2 separate regions of the Homo sapiens genome follow, and region 1 is linked to region 2. A link is a loop called in an ENCODE intact Hi-C map of the cell type or tissue named here. Cell type or tissue: PC-3. All regions are shown on one strand. Links, peaks and the distances in the headings refer to the core of each region. The heading gives the core; the rest is flanking DNA. Region 1 has its middle 15 kb from the start of SNORD141A. Region 2 overlaps TSC1 (TSC complex subunit 1).

Region 1 (4,390 bases), core at 137-4,136, 68 kb before region 2:
AGGTCCACAGTCCACACAGTGTCAGGTAGGACTGACAGTGGGCCTGAACTGTAATTCATGGTTCTAGGCAAAAGACTCGAAAGCACCCATTCACACGTATACTTGCACCCTGTTATCCAGGCCTAGGCACTCCATGCATTGGCCCCTTTGGGTGGGTAGACCCTTCAGTTTGCTTGCCTATCCATCCACCCATTGTCCATCCATCCACCCATCCACCATCCATCCACCCAACCACCATCCATCCATCCATCCATCCATCCACCTATCATCCATCCACCCACCCATCCATCCATCCATCCATCTGTCCATCCATCCGTCCATCCGTCCATCCATCCATCCATCCATCCATGCATCCATCCATCCATCCATCCACCCATCTGTTCATCCATTCATCCATCCACACATCCACCATCCATCCATCCATCCATCCAACCATCCATCCATCCATCCATCCATCCATCCACCCATCTGTTCATCCATCCATCCATCCACACATCCACCATCCATCCATCCACCCATCCATCCATCTATCCATGCTTCCATCCATCCATCCAACCATCCATCCATCCATCATTCATCCATCCATCCACTCACCCAACCATCCATCTGTCCATCTGACAAAAAGCATTTCCTTAATGAGTACTGGGGAAGCAATGGAGAATTTCATAGAACGTGTCACACAATGACACAAATAGCTATTTCATGACAATTATGATCAACATCAGAGGGCAGAATTTCTGGGGGATTTGAGAGTCTATAACTGGCAAGGGGAGGTTTTCTTGTGGGGTGCATGTGGGTTGGGTTTGGGATGACGAAGATAAAGAATTGGTGAAGTGAGGAAACTGCCTTCCAAGTGGAGGGAACAGCATTCCCAGAGCCTCAGAGGCAGGCAAAGCCAGTCTGGAAGGAGGAAGGAGAGAATGTCGCTGGGATTCTGGTGCTGTTGCTCAGACACCCACCCCTAGGGAGAAGTGGCTCTCCCTGCAGATCTCCCACAACCCTGAAGGTGCCTCCCTGCTCCAGCCCAGAGCAGGGCTCCCTGGCCCGTCTGCCATCAGTTGAGGGGGCATTACCTGCTCTGTTTCTCTGCCTGGACTATGCATGAGCTGTTTAGGGCTGGGCTCTGGTTTTCAAGTCTTCATTCAGCAGAGACCACTGTGCACATGGGCTTTTTTTTTTTGGCGGGGGCGGGGGGAGGGGTTACTAAAATATACTTAATAAATTTTACCTTCTTAACTATTTCTAAGTGTACAGTTCAGTGGCATTGGGTACATTCACATTGTTGTGCAATCATCACCACCAGCCAACACCAGAACTTTTCCCAAACTGAAGCTCTGTACCCATTAGACACTAACTCCCCACTCCCCTCCCCCAGATCCTGCCAGCCACCATTCTACTTTCGATGAATTTGACTACTCTAGGGACCTCATATAAGTGGAATCATCCTGTGCTTGTGCTTTTGTGACTGGCCTGTTTCACTCAGCATGATGTCCTCAAGGTCCACGTGTGGCATGTGTCAGAGCTCCATTCCCTTTGATGGCCAAGTCATATTTCCTAGCATGGACAGGCCCCGTTTTGTTTACCCATCATCTGTGGATGGACACTTGGGGTGCCCACTTTTTGGCTGCTGGGGACGATGCTGCTTTGAAGCCCACCAGCTTTTGGTACCTCTTTGGTGGAGTACCTTCGGCCAACTACACACCCACTGAGCAGTTTGTATTTTGCAAAATTTTATAGTGAAGGGACTGCAGACGTCGTCTTGACCAACTCTCTTCCTTTTGCAGCTGAGTGGAACCAAGTCCACTGGCTGCGGCGCTTCCTCTTCGCCCAGCTCTCTGCACGGTGGCCAAGCTCTGGGCCCTTAGCTCCTGGCAGGACCATATGTCCCCTGATCGGACTTTTGTGACACCGGGGCGCCCCACCTCATGCCTGCAGTGGTGCAACCCACACTACTCTAGAAAGTTTATGTGCCTGCTGCACACCCTCCTTTCCCTAGCCCACCGCAGCCATCCCATGGTGTTGTGGGAAATGACCTCAGAGAGCTTCCCCAGACAATGGAGAGTCTTTAGAATGCTGGGCAGCTGGACCCTTGGCCCTGGATACCAAGAGCTATGCAGGCACTTATCCCAAAGCCACCCCCATTCCAGCCAGATGCTGGTCCCCAACCCTGGGAAACAGAGACCAGGACCTGTGCCACTCCTGCTTGGCATGCACCTGGACTCCCCAGGACAGCCCTGCGGGTGGGTTTTCTTATCTCACTTTACAGACAGCATACGGGGCTAAAAAGTAGAGAAATGACTTGCTTAGAGCACCAGGGCCCAGCACAGAGTTCAGCTTCAAAGCCATCATTTCATTGTCCTCCACCAGCAGAGGAAGCCTAGTGACCGCCCCTTCCTACCCCCAGCCTCATCCCCACAATCACAGGGTCCCCTGCTGACAAGTGGCTCCCAGGGCAGGTCTCCCAGCCTAGCAGATCTCCTGGCTTGGAGACCCAGGATTTCTCCTGGCAAGGTCTCTAGGGCAGATGAGGCTGAGCTGCCTTCAAGTCCACCCAGGCCTCCCCAGAGGAGGCCCCCCTCCCAGGAATGGCATCCCAGCTCCTCCCTCCTCTGGGCTGGCTTCATGGGGGCAGACACCTTTACTTCTGCAACACAGCTGGGCTGCAGTCGTACAAGGGATCATGGTTTGCAGGCTGAGCTGGCAGAGGGACACCCCAGGGTGAAGGGCATTTGTGGGGCATCCTGTCATTGAACTTTCTCAGAAGGCCCTGCCCTTCTCTTTTTCCCTCCAAGGCAGTTGTTGGGATGGCAACATCAATGCTGGCCGTGGCACTTCCTCTTTGGCCAGCTCTGCACAGTGGCCGAGCTGTGGGCCCTCAGCTCCTGGCAGGGCCCTGTGTCCCCTGACCAGACTTCCGTGAGGCCAGGCCTCCCCACCCCACACCTGCAGCAGTGCAGCCCATGCTGCTCTAGGAGGTTTATCTGCCAGAGAGGCTTTGAGGGTGGGGAATGAGACCCTTATCTCCCTGCCAGGGGCCTGCCCTACAGTTAGGGCTTTGTAATCTGACATTGTGATTTTTCACTCTTGTTTTTCCCCTCATGGAGGGAAGATTTGCTGAATCACCCAGGGTGAGGTGGTTGGAGGAGGAGGGGGGCACCAGCTGGGGGGCAGTGATAAGTCTCAGGCCGGGCTGAGGGGCGCTGGGGAGCCACCGGGAGGAAACCCTTAACCGTGACGGTTTCCAGCTAAGATTGTAGGCTTCTAAAGAGCTGCCTTGGGGAGGCTGAGCTCAGGGATCCTGAACCTTCCTTCCTGAGGAGTGCAGAGGAGGGCCGGGGGTGCCAGGCAAGCCCCGTAGACATCCCACGAGCCAGCAGGGATGGGAAGGCAGGGACCGTGACCGTGGCAATGACCAAAGATGCATGTGGCTGGCTGCCAAGCCCCAACAGGATAGCCCCCAGGACCCCACTAGGTCACCCTTGCTTTGCACACTGGCCTCCTGAAGCCCTGAGAAGGCGCTGGCTAGAGCACTGCTCCCTAACAGGTTGGGCAAGAGCTGGGGGCAGGGGAGGCCTCTTGTCTCCCCCAGGGCTTTGTGCCCCGCTGTTTTCTTGGCTTGGGGCAGCCCTCTGCACTTCCAACAGATCAAATTCTTTTTGTCTTGCAAATGTCGACTTCCCTCATTAGACTTCCCTTAACCCCAGGGCTGGGCTTAGTAACCCCCTTGGGCCTCCAGACCCCCCACAGCGTCTCCTCTCCTGGGTCTTGCCAAGGCCCTGCCCAGAGTGGACGCCCAGCAAATACTTGTTGAACAGACTTTGTACCCTGCGAGAAGTGGTCTTCTATTGGCACTAAGTCTGGGGTCTACAAAGTGGGAAGAAATCCCCAGAGGAGCTGGGCTGGCCCCCAGGAATGCCCTCTGTTGCAGAGAGGACCCAGCTGCTGGGAGTGGTAGACCCCAGCCTGACCTCCAGGTGCCCGACCCTCAGCCTCTGCTGGGGCTGGCCACACAGTAGAGACAGCTGTCCACCAGTGATCTCATGGTAGTGTACAGAGATGGGGTCGTGCTGGGCGCAGGGGGAGGGCTTGGAGCAGAAAGGCCAGGCCGGACGGTGCCTGAGGCTTCCCCAGGATGCTCTCTACGCGACTGACTTCTGATTCCCCTCAGAGTCCGGTGGGCAACCGCAGCTCCGGGGAAGATGGGTGATTGACACCCCTGAGTCAGTGGCCACATCCCTTGCTGCTCCCAAAAGGGGCTCCTGGGGCAGGAAGAGCTGCCCACGGTGGTCGCTTCGCTCCCTTCCTGCTGCCCAGCTGAGCTCAGAGATAAGTCCTTGCTGGGCTGAGAGAGGCCTGGGGCTTAGGCCTTCCCCAGAAATCATGTTCGAGT
Region 2 (4,373 bases), core at 374-4,373:
TTTACTCTCACATAGTAAGTAGTTATTTCCTACCCTTTTTTCCTTCCTTCTAGGCACTGATAGGAAGAGAGAATGGGAGCAAGTATCTTACCCTTTTTAGATGCATTTGTGCTGAAGGCGTCTTGGTTCACTTGATAGAATATTACCCTAAGAAGTCACCTGAGAGTTCCTGAGCCAGAGCGGAACATTAACTTAACAGTGTAACATTTCTGCTCTATCTAACTGTACCTGATAATAAAATAGTCTATCCATGCCTGGACCTGTGTCTGAATTGTCCTTGAATTTTTATGGATAAAAAATTGAATATAGGAAACAAGTTATAGTGAAGAGACATCTGCCTTCATTTACACATGCAGTACATTTTTACATCATAGACAAATGTGTACAAAATTATCTTAGGCAAATTGATATGCGGTCACCTATTTTATGTTACATACAGTCCTGAGGAGTCGTAGAGGGTAGTGTCTAGGCCACATATCACAGCACTTGTTTTTGAAAAATTCGAATATTCACCTGTAATTTCAGATAAATCCATTCTAAAGACATCTTAGGTATCTGCCACTAGTATTTTCAAAAGGTTTGTGTGTACTCTTGGCTCTCTCACAGCTCATAATGCATCTTGGCTAGGGCAGAGATATGTGAAAAAAATGGCGTACGGGTCCTGCTAATGACAGCTGTCCATGGCTGTTAGGCTAGAGTTCATGTGTAATCCTAGGCATATAAGCCATCCGTCTGTAAACACCTAAAGAATGATATTAGTTAAGATGAACAGTGAAAACAGATTGATCTATGTGCCTTCTGTTTCATCTCAAAATACTTAAACACAGAGCCCTTATCTTCTTCCTCAAACCTACATTTTATTCAGAAAGATTGCTTATAGAAGTGAAGTTATAATGATGAACATAAGTGAGAACACAACTTTTGGGTCAAATATGAAAGGGAAAAAAGTCTAGATCTGGAGGCAGGTTTCTTTTTAAATTTGGCTTTCGAAGATAAGGACGTGGATTGACACTGGTGTTCTGCTCTGCCAGGTGTTTCCATCTGCATTCCTCCCTTCCCCTCAGGAGGTTCACAGATCACATCTCACTTTACTGACCAGAGTGATTATGCCTTGTAGTACCCCCATAGGACAGGATTGAAATACAAATGAATAAGTCAATAAACACTTAAAAATATAAATAAGAGTAGAATAGTAGGTAGCCTTTGACATACCAACATAAAATTGCTACCAATTTAGTACCATTATCATTTTTAGTGCAGTAATAAAGAAATTAAAAGTCTTAACATTGAGCATTGGACAAAAACACTCTGCTTGGCAGGGGGTGGGGGCTCACGCCTGTAACCCCAGCACTATGGGAGGCCAAGGTGGATGGATCACTTGAGTCCAGGAGTTCTAGACCAGCCTGGGCGACTTAGGGAGACCCTGTCTCTACAAAAAAATACAAAAATTAGTTGGGCATGGTGGTGCGTGCCTGTATTCCCAGCTACTTGGGAGGTTGAGGTGGGATGATTGCTTGAGCCTGGGAGGCGAAGGTCGCAGTGAACCATGAGTCATGATTAGGCCACTGAACTCCAGCCTGAGCGACAGAGCAGGGCTCTATCTCAAAAAACAAAACAAAAAAACCAACCACCAACAACAAAACCACTCTGCTTTCCTAGAGTAGGGCCTTTATGTAGGATGGGTTGTGGCTGGGCAGTCTACAGGATCTCATCTAGCGTAGATCCTAATTTTACCCTTGCCTTAGATATTTCTTTTCAGGTAAAATGTCCAACCGGGATTAGTCGCAAGAGGAAGTCTATATGACTCACTGGACTAACTGCTTATTTTAAGATTCTGATTTTAAGATTAGAGGCTCTTGCACTTTATTTATTTATGTATTTATTTTGAAACGGAGTTTTGCTCTTGTTGCCCAGGCTGGAGTGCAGTGGCACTATCTCGACTCATTGCAACCTCCACCTCCTGGGTTCAAGTGATTCTCCTGCCTTAGCCTCCCGAGTAGCTGGGATTACAGGCATGTGCCACCACGCCTGGCTAGTTTTGTATTTTCAGTAGAGATGGGGTTTCTCCATGTTGGTTAGGTTGGTCTCAAACTCCCGACGCCAGGTGATCCGCCCACCTTGGCCTCCCAAAGTGCTGGGATTACAGGCGTGAGCCACCACACCTGGCCTGGGCTCCTGCACTTTAATTCAAGCCCTGTGACTTGCAGTGAGTGTGGCCAGGCAAGCACTCCCTGTCAGAATGGTATGATCCCTCTTTTCTGGAGGGCCAGCCTGCCTGCAGCACTGTTCACAGGCTTGCAGGTGCCACTGAAGAGACCAGTGGAGTTTAATGTCTGGAATGTGTTCCACGTGGAAATATAATTACTCTGTCATCTGGAACAAGCGATTTTAATTGTTAGAGAGTTCCTCAGTCCACTAGTTTGACTTTGGCCATGGTCGTACATTTAAGAACTTGGTTCAAGTTTTTTCCATGTTTAGGGTAATTAGGTGTCCATAGTATATGAGGCTCAGCTTTCATACTCTATTCAACTCTGGAATGGCTGCCAAAGAAGCTGATTAAATCTTACCAGTTCTGAGCAGGGTGTTTTTGCCTCTTGTGTGCCAGGTGCCAGGATAGGCCCTAGGTGTCCCAGATGGTTCCTGTCCTCATGGAGTTTACCATCTAGTGATCAGATTGTACCTAAATATAGTTTGAAGGACCCATATTTTAAAAGCAAACAAAAATGTATTTATATATACTCATTTAGCATGGATATTTAATACAAGTTAATTTGGACAGAAAGTAGGGTAAAAGGGGGAAGAAAATAGAAAAATGATAGCTGTTCACAAACATTTTATGTCTCTTTTGTAGTAAACTTAAGTCATGCTGCCTGAAGGCAGAATTAGGCTTTGCACATTTATTTAAGAAATACTGGCCAGGTGCAGTGGCTCACGTCTGTAATACTAGCACCTTGGGAGGCCTTGGTGGGAGGATTGCGTGAGGCTAGGAGTTTGGGAACAGCCTGGGCAACATAGTGAGACCCCATCTTTAAAACTAAAAGAAACCGATTAGTCGGGCCTGGTGGAGTGCATCTGTATTCCTAGCTACTCGGGAGGCTGAGGTGGGAGGATCACTTGAGCCTAGGAGTTTGAGGTTGCAGTGAGCTATGATGGCTCCACTGTACTCTAGCCTAAGAGTGAGACCCTGTCTCTAAAAAAGAAAGAGAGAAAGAAAGAAAAAGAAAAGATTTTAACTTCTAGTCATTCAATCAAGAAGTGCCAGACAGCATGGTAGCTGCTTGAAATACAGTACTGAGTAAGCTGCGGTCTCTCCCTGGATATAACTCCTAGTGAAGGAGGCATGTTCAGTAATCAATCAAGCTTATTTAATTGGGTTGTGGTAAGTGACACAAGAAATATAGGCTGCAAGAGTATAACAGGGGACCTGACCTAGTCTGGAAGGTGGAAGTGGGAGGCAAGTAGAGGCCTAGGAGGTCTTCTCTGAGGAAGTGAGCATTTAAGCTGAGATTTTAAGGATGAAGAGTGAGTTTAGGAGGAGCCAAAGGTAGACTCTCTTAGGCTCAGGAATGGGGAGCATGTGGCTTAGCCAAGGAACTGAAAGGCCAGTGAGTCAAGGTGGTGGGGAGGGTTGGGGAGGGGTGAGGACTGTGGGGACTGTGGCAGGCGGTGAGGCCCTGCAGGCCCACTCAGTGCTTTGTGCCTCTCACTGTCCTGGACCTGCCTCACATGGCTCCTCCAGTAACTTCGGTGTGCCCCGTGCTGTGCCGAGGGCAATGGAATGCATCATCTCATGTAATCCCCACAAGCCTTGTGAGCTTGATGCCATCATTATTCTAACTTTACAGACGAGGTAACTTACGGTTAGACATTGGAGACTTAAGATAAATAGCTAAATGTTACACAGCTAATAAGTTGCAGAGCTTGGATTTTAACCCGGAACTCTCTAATTCTAGGGCCTATCCTGCCCATTCATTTATACCTCTAACAGACATTAACAAAAGACAGAGATTACAAGTTCAGCACAATATAAAGAATTTTCCAGCAACCAGCTGTTCAGAAATGTAGACGGGGAGAGGCACGTGCTTCCAATGATTATGAGTGTTCATTCCAGTGGAAACGTGGTGGCCACCTGTCAGGGATAGAGGAGGAAGAAGCTTGTGCCAGATGAACCCCTAACCCGCTTTTGATTACATCTGGGATTTTGCTTCATTGTACATATGTTTTCTTCCTTCAGTGACCATGAAAGACACCAGGTTGACAGCACTGGAAACTGAAGTACCAGTTGTCGCTAGAACAGGTAAGCTATAACCAGGCCAGTGGTTAGAGGAAGATGGGAGGGAATTATCTTGCCCATGGTCGTGCATTCAGGGATT

What was found. Hi-C counts contacts between places; a loop is a spot of excess contacts. Peaks named below come from ENCODE experiments on the same cell type or tissue, not always from the same donor. Only the 100,000 strongest peaks of a DNase experiment are listed, where the experiment ranks them.
Region 1: it touches region 2 in a loop (20-fold over the local background); 1 of 110 quality-filtered maps calls a loop at or near these places.

The regions. Positions count from the first base shown.
Region 1 is chr9:133,003,034-133,007,423 of GRCh38, reverse strand. No RefSeq gene overlaps it. Among named protein-coding and RNA genes, the nearest start is that of SNORD141A, 15 kb to the left of the region's middle. RefSeq lists enhancers at 1,579-2,450, 2,928-3,222, 3,097-3,241, 3,325-4,198 and cis regulatory regions at 3,161-3,178, 2,646-3,597. In PC-3, for the core only: no CTCF peak of the experiment used is centred there; no DNase peak of the experiment used is centred there.
Region 2 is chr9:132,934,957-132,939,329 of GRCh38, reverse strand. TSC1 (TSC complex subunit 1) reads left to right here. Exons shown (of 23, transcript NM_000368.5): 2 at 4,235-4,297. Among named protein-coding and RNA genes, the nearest start is that of TSC1, 7.5 kb to the left of the region's middle. In PC-3, for the core only: no CTCF peak of the experiment used is centred there; no DNase peak of the experiment used is centred there; H3K4me3 peaks cover 715 bases; H3K27ac peaks cover 1,518 bases.